2 separate regions of the Homo sapiens genome follow, and region 1 is linked to region 2. The links are chromatin loops, found by intact Hi-C in ENCODE. Cell type or tissue: HCT116. All regions are shown on one strand.

Evidence for each region. Peaks named below come from ENCODE experiments on the same cell type or tissue, not always from the same donor. Only the 100,000 strongest peaks of a DNase experiment are listed, where the experiment ranks them.
Region 1: a loop joins it to region 2, with 9 times the contacts of the local background. A loop is called at or near these places in 70 of 110 quality-filtered maps.

The regions. Positions count from the first base shown.
Region 1 is chr13:36,732,246-36,740,245 of GRCh38, forward strand. All of the region lies in intron 3 of LOC102723490 (a long non-coding RNA gene), which reads right to left. It also overlaps the pseudogene GAPDHP34. Among named protein-coding and RNA genes, the nearest start is that of SERTM1, 62 kb to the left of the region's middle. In HCT116, CTCF peaks have their summits at 4,073 (motif pointing left) and 4,280; a DNase peak (open chromatin) is centred at 4,096.
Region 2 is chr13:36,278,176-36,286,175 of GRCh38, forward strand. CCDC169-SOHLH2 (CCDC169-SOHLH2 readthrough) reads right to left here. Exons shown (of 16, transcript NM_001198910.2): 2 at 5,417-5,527. The coding sequence starts at 5,431. It overlaps CCDC169 (coiled-coil domain containing 169), which reads right to left. Exons shown (of 8, transcript NM_001144981.3): 3 at 5,417-5,527; 4 at 5,294-5,334. Among named protein-coding and RNA genes, the nearest start is that of CCDC169, 16 kb to the right of the region's middle. In HCT116, a CTCF peak has its summit at 4,864 (motif pointing right); a DNase peak (open chromatin) is centred at 4,836.

The DNA.
Region 1 (8,000 bases), 450 kb after region 2:
GATATTTACAAAGGTAATATTATGGGTTAAGAACTGCTTTCGCAGAAATGAGAAAAAATGGCAAAAATAAGTCTCAGTGTTGTCTAAGAAGAAAACGTAAATTTAGACTGAGCATTTTCATTATGAAGTACTCAACCACATCTGCTGTGAAAATTCTCTGGGGTGGGTAGGCTCTAACTTCCTGGGGGTAAGCACTGGCTATTGCTGTCTGGGGGAAGCTGAATTCGAAGACAGTGACTCTAATTTACCTACGTGGCAATTTGCCTATTCAAAATGGTCTCCCAGAATTTCTCCCAGGAAGAATTAAAAGCAGTGAATTCACCACTCCTGGACCCAACTGAAATATCAGAATCAGTGGGTATGTTATGAGTTCAATTTCAAAGCAGAAAAGCCTTATTTTGGAAATGTGACTATTTTAGGGGCATTAAAAGAGAAATCTAAGAATGTTTTCTTTGCCTAGTGAAATGTGCAACTTCCTATAAAAATATCCCAGGCCCAGGCCTTCAGTTTTCTCACGCAAGGACACCTGGCCTTTGGAGAGGTTATGGTACTCTGGTGACAGAAGAGTCTATAACATAAAGAACCCAGTACTCTCTGGGGAGTTTTTTACTCTGAGAATACACAGCAGTTTTCTCCCACTTACAAATACTCTAAGACTGTGCCACCCAGCCTGGTAGCCACGAACCACATATGACTCTTAATCACCTGAAATGGGGCTAGTCTGAATGAAGATGCGCTAGAAAGGTAAAATACATACCAGAACATACCAGATTTCTAAGACTGTTCAAAAAAAGAAAAATATTTTATTAATAATGTCCATATCGTTAATATGTTAATATGATAATATCCTATCATTGATGATATATTAGGTTAAATAAAATATGTAACTAAAATTCATTTTACTAGTCTTTTTTTAACGTGGCCTCTAGAAAATTTAGAATTACATGTGCCATGCAGTGTATTTCTATTAGACATTGAAAACCCACTCTGTTCTTTACCAGTGAGGTCAGACTGAACCCAGCAGTCTTGCTGGCTCAGAAGGTCTGAGCTGGAACTTCAGATGTTGGATACTGAAATGAAGGGTTGCACCACAGAGCAACAGAAGGATTTATCCAGGTATCAGGCAAAGAAACAGACAAATAAATCACGAGGGCCAGGTTTCCATGAGTGTTTCAGGAGGAAAGTTGTGGTTCTGAAAGTGTGGTCTTTAGACCAGCAGCGTTGCTCATGGACTCACTGAGCATCACCATGGAACTGGTCGGACATGCCAATCCTCAGGCTTCATCCTCCACCGAGTCAGAAATTCTGGGGGTGGGAGCCAGTAGTGTGGGGTTTAACAAGCCCTCTAGGTGATTCTGATGCACCCTCAAATTTTAGAACCCCTGTTATAGCTCATTGAAAATCCCACCTGCCCTGTAGGTTGGAATTAGTTAACACTCCATTTCACAGGTGATATAGTTTGGATGTTTGTCCCCACTCAAGTCTCATGTTGAAATGTAGACCCTCATGTTGGAGGTGGGGCCTGGTGGGAAGTGTTTGGATCATGGGGGTGGATCCCTGATGAGTGGCTTAGGCCATCCCTTGGTGATAAGTGAGTTCACATGAGATCTGGTTGCTTAAAGGTGTGTGGCACCTCCCCCTACCTTTCTCTTGCTCCTGCTCTCACCATGTGACGTGCCTGCTCCCCCTTCACCTTCTGTCATGAGTACAAGCTCCCTGAGGCCTAATCAGAAGCAGATGGCAGTTCTATACTATCTGTACAGCCTGTGAACTGTGAGCCAATTAAACCTCTTTTCTTTATAAATTACCCAGTCTCGGATATTTCTTTTTTTTTTTTTTTTTTTTTCTGAGACAGAGTCTTGCTCTGTCGCCCAGGCTGGAGTGCAGTGGCGCCATCTCGGCTCACTGCAAGCTCCGCCTCCTGGGTTCACACCATTCTCCTGCCTCAGCCTCCCGAGTAGCTGGGACTACAGGTGCCCACCACCATGCCCGTCTAATTTTTTGTATTTTTAATAGAGACGGGGTTTCACCGTGTTAGCCAGGATGGTCTCTATCTCCTGACCTCGTGATCCACCTGCCTCGGCCTCCCAAAGTGCTGGGATTACAGGCGTGAGCCACCACACCCGGCCCAGGTATTTCTTTATAGCAATGCAAGAACAGCCAATACAACATGTGAGGAAACTGCGTGATAAAGAAAGAAATAAAGAAACTTGCCCTTATTACACAGCTATTAAGTGGCAAAGAAATCAAGCTTTCAACCCCAATGTTTATAATCCTAGAGTTGATACTCTTTATCAGATGTCAGCTCAATGAGAAAAACAAAAAGTCAGAGGAGAAACAAATCTAGATAAGTGGCTGTTAAACTTCATAGGGACTCTAACCAGAAAATTTGAGGACGCTCTAGTTGCCTCCCTGCAAAAATGCACTTTTATACAACACTGATACAATTTCAGGCTGCCCCTTGACCCATTGGAGGTTCTGCCTGCAGCCAATTTTATCATGCCTAATTGAGAGCTCCAGATTGGATGATGAGTCACTCTTCATAGTGAAGTAGTACTCCTTACACGAATAGGGTTTCATGTGTCTAATGCTTCCTACTAAACATATACTGAAGGAAAAAAGTTGATCTGAGATATTACAGATATTATTGTCTTAGCTGCCTTAACCAAATGCCGTAGACTGGGTGGCTTAACAACAGACACTTAGTCCTCACGGTTCTGGAGGCTGGAAGTCTGAGATCCTGGAGCCATCATGGTCAGGTTCTGGTGAAGGCTACCTGCCTGGTGGCAGATGGTACACTTCTTGCTGTGTCCTCACATGGCAGAGAGCAAGCTCTGAGGCCTCTTCCTCTTCTCATGAGGACATAATCCATCAGGAGGCCCACTTTTATGACCTCATCTAAACCTAAAGATCACCCAGAGCCCCCATCTCCAAATGCATTGGGGGTTAGAGCTTTGACATATGAATTTAGGGAGGTAAAATTCAGTCCATAGCAGATGGATGAGAACTATGTTTCTTCTGTTTGCTTAAGAAGGAACAAAATACTCATTAGTGGCTTATAACCCAACTGGCTCTAAGTGGAGGGAGGTACCAGACTGATTTTGAAATCTGCAAAGGGCAGGGTCTCCATGGGAAGGGAGGGCCACAGACATTGGTCACACTGAGCAGTAATGTCAAAGCACTGCTACAAAACAGGTAAAGGACCTTGCTAATACCGTCTGTCTTTCCTGTTTGAAGATGATACTAATAACAGTAATTTCTACCTGTGATAGCTTTGGGAGCAAATTAGGCTGAAAAAATTGACATATAATGAATGTCCCTTTGTGTTTGTAGTACAGAGGGTATTGGCAGAGCCTGAAGCTGTTTGATAAGCACAGCACAGCTCACTATTAACTTTAGCTGGAACATTTATAATTTAGTCTCAGACAATGGCGATCAAGTGCTTGGGGATGGGGATGAAGGCGAGGAGGCTAGTCTCTTTTTATCAAGCTGCAAAAAGAAAGCTAAACACTTATTCCTTCATAAAAGGAAAAAATAGGTTATCTTGAAATGTATTGGCAATTCTTTATTGTTTCTTTAATAAGTAATTCTACATTTAAGAAGATAGGAAAATATTTAAGGGTGACTACATACCCGCTGTTCATTTGGCATTTATTTAATGCCTTGAAAGAATAGGCATTCTCATATAAATGCGTTGAGTTCTGAAAGTTTGTACTTAGGCAAATAAAATTTTCCATAAAATTATAAATAATTTTATGTTATACATAATTATCTATATTCATATAAATACATTCATATATGTGTGTATATGTGGCTTTTTAAAAGTATTAAAATATATTTTAATTTTTTGCTTTTGGAATCATCCTGCAAACCTAACCATTATTTATGACATTTTTATGGGGGAAATGCAATTAATGTTAGAAACCTATATAAACCTACCCCTGGCAAAAGAGGAGACCTTCACTATCTTCTATGACTCTGTAAAGCAGAGAAGGGATTTTTGTTCTCCACCAGCTCTGGTGGAAGCAGTTTTCCTTTCCTCTGGCAGCTATTTTTGCAAGTGGAAAGGAATTCGCCCCCTGGTGGTGACCACATATTAACATGAAATATTTATAAATCGAGTTTTTATGTGTTACAAACTGCTTATGCATGCCTTCATTTGCCCACCCTGAGATTTTCTTGTAAATATTTATATGTCCCAAAGCTTTTAGGGCATCAGCTCGCATCCGAAAGAGGCTCTGCAAGTTTTCTGTGTAATTATTAGGGACATCAACTCTTTACTAACTATTGAACAAGAATAGATGACTTATTCTTGCAAGCTCCCAGGATATAATCATAAGCAAAAGTGTTTTTCTTCCAATATGAGTGCACCATCATAACTGTGCTCTAAGGTGGGTCCCAATAGTATTACTAAATTTCTAACAAACTAGTCCCTAAGTTGGAATTTCTGTAACACACACACACACACACACACACACACACACACACACGTTCTATCTATCAAATTTGATGGACAAGGTAAACTGATCTTGTCATTCCCCAGATACAATTTTCACTGCCCACAATTTTCACATTGCCTTTTTTATGGTCTTCCTTTAGCCGTGCTCTCTAGAAGAAATTCCCTTTTTCTTTCTATATTGCCTTAAATTTCATGGTCCAACATCCCCTTTCTCTAGCAACATGAAGTATTTATTCTTTCTCTTTCCTGAGATATATTGTGAACCTAGAAAATGCAAAGCTGAATAATGTGATCTCTCCTGTATTAAAAAAGGAAAAAGAACTTTTCTGCCTGAATTACCCTGCCTGGACTATATAATTAGCACCTTCTTATACATTATCTTGTCTCTAATTTTTAATTCCACACATTTCAAAACTTTATTATATAATGTCATATTAAGGTATTTCTAAATTAGAGTATATGCTCCTTCTGAGCAGAAAAATTTCTTACGCATCTTATACGGGTTGTGCATGCCTAATCTGAAGACCCAAATTCTGAAACGCTCCAAAATCTGAATGTTCTTGGGCACTGACTTGACACCACAAGCAGAAAGTTCCACACATAAGTACTTAGCACAAGCTTTGTTTTATGCACAAAATATTAAACATATCATATAAAATTACCTTCAGGCTATGCATATAAGGTGTATATGAAATGTAAATAAATTTTGTGTTTAGATTTAAGTCCGATCTCCAAGATATTACGTATATGCAAATACTCAAAATCTGAAAATACTGAAATCTGAAACACAGTCACAAGCATTTTAGATAAGGGATACTCAACTTGCACTTAATTTTTCATTCATTACTTCACTTCAGGGATTGTTTACCACATTTGTTCATTCATTTATCTAATTCACTCATTCAGTTAGCATCTATGAAACGTGAATGAGACACTGTTGATATCATTGGGTCCATGGGGCCTAAGGGCTATTTCCATAATGTGTGCTCAACAAATACCCGTGGAGTAAATAACCCACTCTCTTACCCAGTCCTGATTTTCATTATCTGTGAGCTGGAAAGCTAGTTGCTATGAAACAGAACAAAGGTAGCTGCAAAAAGATGTTTTCCGACATCCTGATATAATGACCCTGACTCTGCCTCAGTTAAATACAAATCCCTTCTGTCTAGCTGAGATCTCAGTATATGTGTCCACCAAGTGGCCTCACGGGAAAAGCAGGAACCCTGAGGAATAGAAGTGGTGATATTTGTGCCTGAAAGCGTCTGCCTTTCACTGTGAATGAAGCATGAGGCAGTGTCATCTGCCGAGAGAAAGGAAATGTCATCAGGGAGGTTGGGGCTTAAGGAAGAGGGAAGAATCCCTGGGAAGAAAGCAAGAGGCTGTTCCCTGGAGAATCGCCAAAGGATAGCTTTGAGCATTTCACTGAGATTGGAGACCAAAAGTATGTGGTGACAACGACCTGTGATTTCCTCCAACAACATTCAGTACCTGCTTCAAGGGACAGAAAAGGCCAGTTTTACATTAACCATGGTCAGAACACAGCAGGGTGATACCACTGGCAGAAATGAAGGCCCAGGCAGGAGAACAGTTTGAGAGATGCTCCCTCGTTTCTAGCCAGGGATGGAATAGAAGGAAGCGAAGCAATGAGGGGAATGGGAGCTTGGGAACCAAAGGACTCGCTGGGCATGGTGGGTAAAAGCTGGAGAACCAAAAGGCTGTGGTCACAGGTTATTTTCATATTGACCTTTGCAACTTCAGAAATGAAGTTGTTCTTGGTGAGAATGAAGTTGAGGATGGATAGCTCATGTAGAATAGAAGTAAAAGTGAAACGTTAAGGAGACCAAGTTAAAGTCTGGATGGATTCTTCACCAGAATATTAATACTATCTATAATTATGGCAGGAGTTCTGGAAGCCAGGCCTTCTGTGAATTAGATGGCAAAATCTTCAATAAATGAAGGTTGATAGGATGGGGAGAGTGGGATAGTCACACAGCCATGAAACTCAAAAACATAGAAAAATGCAGGGAATTTTGCCCCTTAGTAAAGTTTAATTGGTTTATAGTTTGGTTCATTCTGTAAAGCAGCTTATCTATTTAATAACTCAGGAAGCATAAGCATGGTTGGTAAATATATCAAAACTATGTAAATTCAGAAATAAATACTTAGAAAAAGCTTACAGTTTTATTCTGTGGTTTTCTAATGAAAGGCAATTTACCAGCCATTATGCATTTCCTATCTCATTTGAAAATAACACAGACTGACATTTTACTAATTCATTATGACTGATCAAAATCATATTTTGTTTTATCTAAGGTTTGGATAGCATTTAAGTGTTGTACTGGGATGCTTGTTTAGAAGGATTATGCCCAAGATTAATTTTTTAAATGACTGGATGTGAACATGTTCTCTTTCTGCACCACTTCTCATTCAACTTAGAATGCAAAGTACAAATCTTATTGCAACCTAACAAAATTCCTTGAGAGTTAAGAGTCTGGTTTCAAAACTGAGAAAATGTCATACAGAGTGTTTTAAACTTAAAGCAAAAGGATAGTGTGTGAATTCAAAGCGATAACGGTAAATGCTAGACATTAGCAAGTCTTTACTTCCTCGTCAAATACATGAGGAAGTGTAATCTATAGAACCTCATTATCTCTAGTTTGTGAGAAAGGCCATGGAGGAAACTACCACCTCCATCATTTATACCCCTTTAAATTCTCAAAAGTATCTCTTGACTTACCTACATAATAATTAGGTTGCTATTGAGACATGTTTGTTCTCAACCAGGCGATGACCAGGGAGGATCAAGGCCGACAGCTATATTCCCAAGGTATAAAGCGCAGGAGGGATGCAGCAAAGAAAGCCCCTTGAATTTAAGTCAGGGCATTTCGGTTGGGGGTGGGCAGCTTTGGGGAGTAATGGGACCAGGAAGAAGGAAGGGTTGTAGGACAGAAGGGTTGGATGGTGACCTGGTTCTGGCTGGTGCTCTCAGGGTTTCCACAGGCCTATCCTAAAGTCAAGGATAGGCCCTTGACCATACCAGTCTTCCCAGGTGATAACATTATACTCCCATGCTTCAGCCACAAGCCCAACCCCACTCCTGCCCTTCTAGGCAAGTTTCCTTCTCATCCATTACATGCCAGGGATGTCACTCTCATGAATAATTTCACAGAATATATTAGTTGTGTCCTATGTATACTAAATGTAAAATGTCTCTTAGGCCTCAACCCCTTTCTATAAATTGGGACAATAACTCCCCACTGCACTTTCTGCTACTCTCCACTGGACAGACAGTTGCAGCTTTTTGTGCAGTGCCAGCCGCATTCATGTAACACCATTGTAAAGGTTGAAGTCAATAGATTTGGCAGTATTAGGTGTCTGGTTACAGGGCTCCTTTCAACACTGGCAAAATGAACATTATTGCCACCAATGATCCCTTCATTGTTTTCAACTACATGGTCCTCATGTTCCAAGTTGATTCCACTATGTCAAGTTCAATGGAATCTTTAAGGATAGGAATGGGACGCTCATCATCAGTGGGAAG
Region 2 (8,000 bases):
CAGGAACTAACAGAGCTTACTATGTCAGGCACTATGTTATTTGTTTTATCTATCTCTAATAATCTTCACAGTAACCCTGCATGAGAGTTTAATTAACTCAATTTCACAGATGAGGAAATTAAGCCTCAGAGAGATGAAATAACTTCCTCAGTGTCCCATAGTCTGAATTTGAGCCATGATGGTCTGATTCCAAAACCTACGTTTCGAGGGAAAATAGGTTATACTCAGTACATTTTCTCACCCCTACTCTTCCACTACACACCACATCACATTTTCTCCTATGTCCTAGCCTCTAATTGGCACTTCTTTCTTCGCTTTTGAATAATTTGCCTGAACTCTGGACAACGTGTTTTATCCTCTCCTACAGCAGAATTTTCTAGAACATTCTTTTCCTGAACATTCATAAAGCCTTCCCCTTCTTGACTTCTGTGATACCATTCTTCCAGTTGTCCCCCCATCCTTTCTCAATATTTTTCCTTCTCAATAATATTCCCTAAATTGCCTCCTAACACTTTAAATGTCAGCATTCCCCAGGGTTTCAACCTCAATTCTATTTTTCAGACTGCATATTTTTCCTGAGCAATCCCTTGTAGTTTCATGACTGCATGTGACACTTATGACTTGGTGATCTCTGTTTTCAGAGAAGCAACTTTCCATAATCCAAAACTATTTTCAGTTGCTTCCAAACCACTATCACCTGTGTAATACACACAAACAAAACTAAACTTACCATTTCCTAACATCCTAATTTCAATTTCTATTATCCTGTTCATTGTAATCCATGAAGTTATTCAAGCCAAAACTCTCAATTGTCATTAAATTCTCTTGCAGTCTTACCCAATATCTAAGTATTCATGAAATCCTCATTCCTAAATAGATCTTTAATCTGTCTCCTCTGCTCCATCCCCATATAATACTGCCCAAGCTAAAAAAAAACCCACCTTCCCTTACCTAGACTACGACAAAAGCATCCTAGCTGGTTTCTCTGATTCAATTCTAACCCACCCTGAGGAATCCTTTCTTCATGGTGGTTGGGGTGGGGGTGGGAGGATCTTTCAACCTCTATATAAAATATTTCAATAGCTTCTTATCATATACAAAAAAAATTCACACTCCCTACCATGAATACCAAACCCTTTATTATTTAGCCCCTGCATATTATTTCCAGCTTCATCGCTCATCATCCCTCTTATTTATTCCAGACATACTGAACTAACTGTAGAGCTGGGGTGTCTTTAGACAGACTGACCCAGAAATACTTTATAATAATTTGAAAATCTACCTATCTTATGATTTTAAAATTCCACTTCTAAGAACATGTATACTTGAAGCAGTGGTTCTCAAACTTTTTTATTAGAATTACCTGAAGAGTTAATAAAAATATAGAGGTGGCAAGTAGGTTGAAGGACAGGACTTGGCCTTTGTATTTTTATGAAGTGCCCTAGGTGATTCCATAACCTACCAAAGTTTATGGATCACTGCCTTAAAGCAGAGGCTGGCAAACTATAACCTAAAGATCAAATTCAGCTTCTGCCTGTTTTTGTAAACCAAGATTTTTTAGAATACAGCCCACCAATTAGGTGTTGTCTATGGCTCCCTTTATACTACAGCAGCAGGGTTGAATAGCTACAACAAAGATCAGAGATCATACAACTGCAATGCTGAAAATATTTACTATTTATCCATCTACAGAAAAGTTTGCTAAGCCTAGAGGAACACTTTGCACTGAAAGACACATATAAAGATATTCACTGTGGCAATGCTTGTCATAGTGAGATTTTGAAAAATTCATGATGTACGTAAATAGGCTAATTTACGTAATTCATGATGTACGTAAATATACTAAGGATATACACATATAATGAAATACTATACAACTGATAAAATTTACTAGATCTTTATTAACATGAATGGAATTAAATAATGAGTAAAAGAATGATATGCACAGTATGATACTTTTTATATGCATTTTTATACATACAACATGTAGAGAGATATTAAAAATAAACTGAAATAATATATACCAAATTCATGGTAGTCCTTGCCTATAAAAAGGAAACAAAAAGAAGACAGGGAGGAGAATAAAAGGGATCTCAACTCTATAAATTGTTTTCATTAAAACATTTAAAGTCAAAAAGGGACAAAGATCTGAAGATTTATAAATACTAGAATATGGAGTTGTTTGCCATAATACACTCTGTGGGTTTCAACTCAAAATTAAAACCAGAAACAACCTAAAATACCCAGTTATAGGGAAAAGTAATTGAACATTCACATTCCAACACAATGGAACATAATATATCATTGAAAAATGCACATGAAGAGAACATAACATATGAAATAATTGACTTAATTACCCCAATTAGCATAGGATTCAAAACTGTCCATGCGGTAAGGTTATAATTATATTTTAAACAACAATAAAAACTAGCTGTAATCCTTTTTCACTTTGTTTGTTGGCTGACTTATTTATTTGGTTGTTCTTTTTAATCAATATGTATGCATACAAAAATTACTAAAAACAGAACTGTCTACAGTGGATATGTTTGATTTTATGATATTCTTTTTCTATACCTTTTATTTTCCAAATAATATCAGCTGAATACATGTTGAACGAATATGTATGAATGAATTGAATGAATACATAAAATGAAATGCCTTCACTTTAAATGACTTTGTGTGTGGCAGATACAGCCAACTGTACGCTCACAATCCACTCTTCTCTTCTTCCTGTATATTCAGTAAAACACTATATTTCCTAGCCTGTCATGCACACGAAGGTGCCCATATGATACAGTTCTAACTCCCAATGAAATGTCAAGGGGAATTACTGGGTGCAGCATCTTAGAAAGCTCTTTGAAGGGGAGTAGACGTGACCGGCTTTCACCTTTACCATTTCTCCTTCACCTATGTCTTTTTTTGAATGATAACGTGAAGCAGCTGAGAAGGCGAAGCAGCCATCTTTAAACACGAGGACAAAAGCCACTCACAAATGGATGGCAGAGTAGAAACTTAGGGGAAGCCTGGATTCCTGAAGGCATTATACAGCCACTGCACCACCCCTGGACTGCAAACCTCATACTTTCTGTCACATGAGGAAAAAAAAGAAAAGAGAAAAAAAAAACTTTACTTGTTTAAACCTTTCTCTTACATTCTGCCAAATGCAACCCTTGATACATCATGCTAAAATAAAATTTTAATAAATTACCCCACTGAAAGACACTTAGAAGATAATATAACGTATCTTACCTTCAGAGGAGAAAAGTGAACCTCAAGAAAAAAAAAAGTTGGAGGCACCAACCTATTATCAGAACAAAGACTAAAGCTTCACTCTCACTTATGTGAATAATTTTTTCTAAAATATTAAAATCACACTGAACTTTACATTTCAAAATGGCTGAAACAGGCGGGGTGTGGTGACTTATACCTGTCATCCCAGCACTTTGGGAGGCGAGGCAGGTGGATTGCTTGAGCTCAGGAGTTCGAGACCAGCCTGGGACACACGGTGAAACCTCGTCTCTACTAAAAATACAATAATTAGCCAGGCATGGTGGCATGAGCCTGTAGTCCCAGCTATTCAGGAGGCTGAGGTGAGAGGACTGCTTGAGCTCAGCAGGCAAAGGCTGTAGTGAGCCAAGATTGAACCACTACACTCCAGCCTGGGTGACAGAGTGAGACCCTCCCTCAAAAAAAAAAGAAATGCTGAATGGTAAATTTTAAGTTATGTATATTTACCACAATAAAAGAGAGATAAAATTATATTAAAATGAAGTCCACTTTAATGATATAGTTTAAAGATAACATTTTATACATTTTTGTCAAATAACATATAAAATATTACACATATACTAGTCAACAACGAGTGCCCATCCTTTTGCTACTCATAAGCAAATCTGTAGTTTGAAATTATTCAAAATTAGTATTCAAACTAACACATCAATTTCATAAGTATGTCTGTACAGATTACTCCTAAACACTAAACAATCCACAACAAGGATAAAGAATCGGGAAATTTACAGATGGTATTTGAATTCATACTCTATCCCACAAAAGCAACTAATTTAAGCCCTTTTCCCTAATTGTCAATTTAACAGGAAGCCAAAAATATGTCTGCATTACACAATTATATGTCTGAATTTCACAAATATTATTCTTTATATCAAAGAATAAGACTTAGTTTTGTCCTTAGCTAAGAGGGTCTCTTGACTGGATATAGGATTGTTGGATCCCAATGCTTTTTGCTTAGTAATTGGACACTTCTATCGCTGACTCCTTGATTAGATTTCTAATCTCTGCTGCTCAGACACACCCCTCTTGGATTCATGAGTACCAAACACTCATGAAAGCACCTGTCCAGAGAATAGAGAGGACCAGTTCTGTTTATACTGAACTTTCATTCTCTTTCCTTTCTGCTTGGTCTGTGGTCCCACTCTTCGTTGTGCTAATATTTCTTCAGTCCTTTACTGTGGAGAAATATAATTCTCTGTCTCTGGATCTAAATTATTAAATCTCTTAGAGAACCACATTTTCTTCAAAAATAACACAAATACATCAAGGAAAATAAATGTATTTTTTCCAACATGAATATGTTCCAGAGTCTCAGGTAGTAGTTAGAAAACCAATTAAACGCTCCTTAGATATGCCCTAAGGTATTTTACTAAGTCATACCAGCACTTGTTGCTACTCTCCACAAGGGTGGTGATACCCACTCTGTTGAGCTAGGACTGAGCCTCAGTTATCAAGAAGCAGGTAGACAGAATATTTTATATCCAGTAGGTAGTAATAAAATTCTACCTGCAATTAAGAAAAGGCACTAAGCTTAACATAGCCCTAGCAACTATTTCTAAATGCCACAAGAGGGCGATATAACTCTATGACAGCACATGGGAAAACAATTTTTCGAGTTAGAAAAATTCCTGACTTTCCAAGATATGGAAATAAAGGCATGTCTGGGTTGAAAGTAACAAGCGTGCAAAAGGACTTATTTCTCCTCAATTCATTATTAGCAAAAACACAGTATTTGTCTATATCTTTCTCTGAAGGTTGGCGGTGATTCAAAAAGCAATATCTATACATGCTCTGCTCTTCAGGACACCTGTGAATATAGCTGGCAACTTAGTGCTCCACCTATAGCTACTCAAAAATTATTTGTTGTCCTTCAAACAGATCCCTTGAACAAAACAGTTTATTTGGACCTTGCGCTAGTCTTCAAACTTCTCTTTGAAATACGTCTGGAAAAAATAGACATAATTTCCTTCAATTATTCTTTGTGTTTAATCACATTTCTACTCACCACTGGCATTCGTTCATAGACACGAATAGAAGATAGTCTATCTACAATAAATCAAATATGAGCACTTAATGTTTTATCAGTTTTAACTCAAATTATAAAATGTACATATGATTGGTTTTGTACCTGAAGAGTTTCCATGGATTTTTTCCACTTTCTCCTTGAGATAAACAATTTGCTTTTCTAGTTCATCATTTAATTCAAGTTGTGTCTCATAACGGGTTTTCCATTCACTACCTGAGTAAAAACAGGGAGAAACAATCAAGATCACCCCACCACCTCTCATTTATTCATTAAAATAACATTATGAGCTTGATCTTACTCTATTACTATATTTGACTTTATTGGCAATACAGATCAACTAGAAGGAAATAGTTATTAAGTCTGTATTTCTGTTAGTAAGATTTTCCAGACTGCAAGAATTAGACTCACACTCAGGCTACCAAACAGCCAAACCTTATCACAACTACTGCAATTCCTCTTCTTCCCTACTTCCCACCTGCTTTTTTCTTTTACTTCTTGTGCATCCTTACAATGAATTCAATTAGAGGGAATATCAGGACATGTTTCTTTCCTTGGAACTTGAAATACCCATATATATAATATCCATATATTTCATATATGATATTTCATATACATATCCATAAATATATATATTTCAAGTTCCAAGGAAACTTGAAATACATATTTATATATTTATACATTTTATATATGTTTATGTGTATATAAAATATCCTAAACATTACTAACCTATCCAATGTCATGTTCATTTTTTTTCCTTTGAAAGCAATTCTGAAGTCTGCTGAATAACTATCACTTACGTGTCTGCCGTGTGTAAAGCACACAATGCTTCACATACATTAAGTAATTTAATCCTCATTTTAGAAATGTAGTCACCTATTTTACAAAGATGAGGAAACCAAGGCTCAAAGATGTCAATGTCAAATAACATTCTTAAGATGACAGAGCTAATAAATAAGGGAACCGGGTTTTTAATCCAGTTTTATCTGCCTTTGAAATCATATCCTCTTAACTCCTAAGCTGAAGGAACAATGTACATTTAGCTATCTTCTCAGGCATTTTCTCTTAACCTTAAGCAGTTTTCTTTCACTAAACCCTTTTAGCTATTAAAGTCAAAGCATTTTCCTTATGTCTGGGGAAAAAGAAGAATACAGCCTAAAATTAAAAGGTCTTTGTTCAGATTCAAAGCCCAAAGCTAACTTTTTCGAGTCTTTAAAGTCAGGCTTTGTAGAGGGCAAAAAGATGGCTTCTTTTTCAACTTTAAATGCTCTTCACAGGTCTGAAATAACTGCTGCTACATAACAGTTAGTGGAAGAGTTAAGGAGAAAGAGTATTAGCACATACCACTACCAACCTCCTCAGCCCTGACACAGGTCTCCCTTACACCCTCATCTCTATGCAAATGCGGTCTACCAAAGGGGATGGAACCCCCTCCCATACTGAAACTGAAAGTCATTAACCCAAAAGCTTTGGAAAGGTACAAGAAGAAAGGAGAAGCCCTGAAAGACTAAACATTTACCCAAAAGATACAGTAGAGCTCAACTGTATGGAATCATCTTTATAACTTGCTACCTAAAGTCTCCCTTTGTCATGGTATCCCCTTTCCTAACATGGTAACGGATTCTTCAGAGCAAGATGAGAATGGTTACCAAAAAATTAAAAATGCAATTTATTTTTGGCACATCTGAGTACAGTTTATAAATTTTGACACCATTTTATTTAAAAATATTATTGACTTTTAAGTCAATCATCAAATTTAATTATCAAATATAGACAAGCCAGCCAGGCACGGTGGCTCACACCTGTAATCCCACCATTTTGGGAGGCTGAGGCTGGTGGATCACTTGAGGTCAGGAGTTCAAGACTAGCCTGGCCAATGTGGTGAAACCCCGTCTCTACTAAAGAATACAAAAATTAGCCAGGCATGGTGGCAGGTGCCTGTAATCCCAGCTACTCAGGAGGCTGAGGCAGAAGAATTGCTTGAACCCGGGAGGCAGAGGTTGCAGTGAGCTGAGATTGTGCCACTGCACTCTAACCTGGGTGACATAGCTAGTCTGCATCTCAAAAAAATAAAAATTTTTCTCAAAAAAATAAAATAAGATAGATAGATAGATAGATAGATAGATAGATAGATACATAGATACATAGATACATAGATACATAGATAGATAGACCGACCTATTAGTATACAGTCGTAACCAAATGGAATCCGGCTGCTTGCCACTTACAGAGTCCAATTAATAAGAGCAAGGTCTGGCATAAAGTGGCTTTATTAACCCCAACATCAACATGGGACAACACAAAAGACCCAAGATAGACACCAAAACAAGACACACAGACCTTGTAACCAGCACAACTCCTGCATGCCTCCCATATTAAGTTTCCCTTTGAAAGCCCCCTGCCTTTTCCCTAGAAATTGGACATGGTTATTTTGGATGGGAATCTGGCCACTTGTCCATTATTAGTTTTGGTCAATGAAGTCACTTTCTCTCTACTGGACCTCGCTTTTGTTAATTGAACTATGCAATCAGCACTTACAATTGCTGGTTACAATTTTAGTGTCCCGTATGGTGAGTGCTGTATGCTCCAGGGCCTGAGCCTGCCAGTCTGGTTTCTATCAGATGGGGCATAGGGCCACCTGTGAATACTAGTTGCTGATGGCTAGCTGACCCATGGCTAGGATATTAGG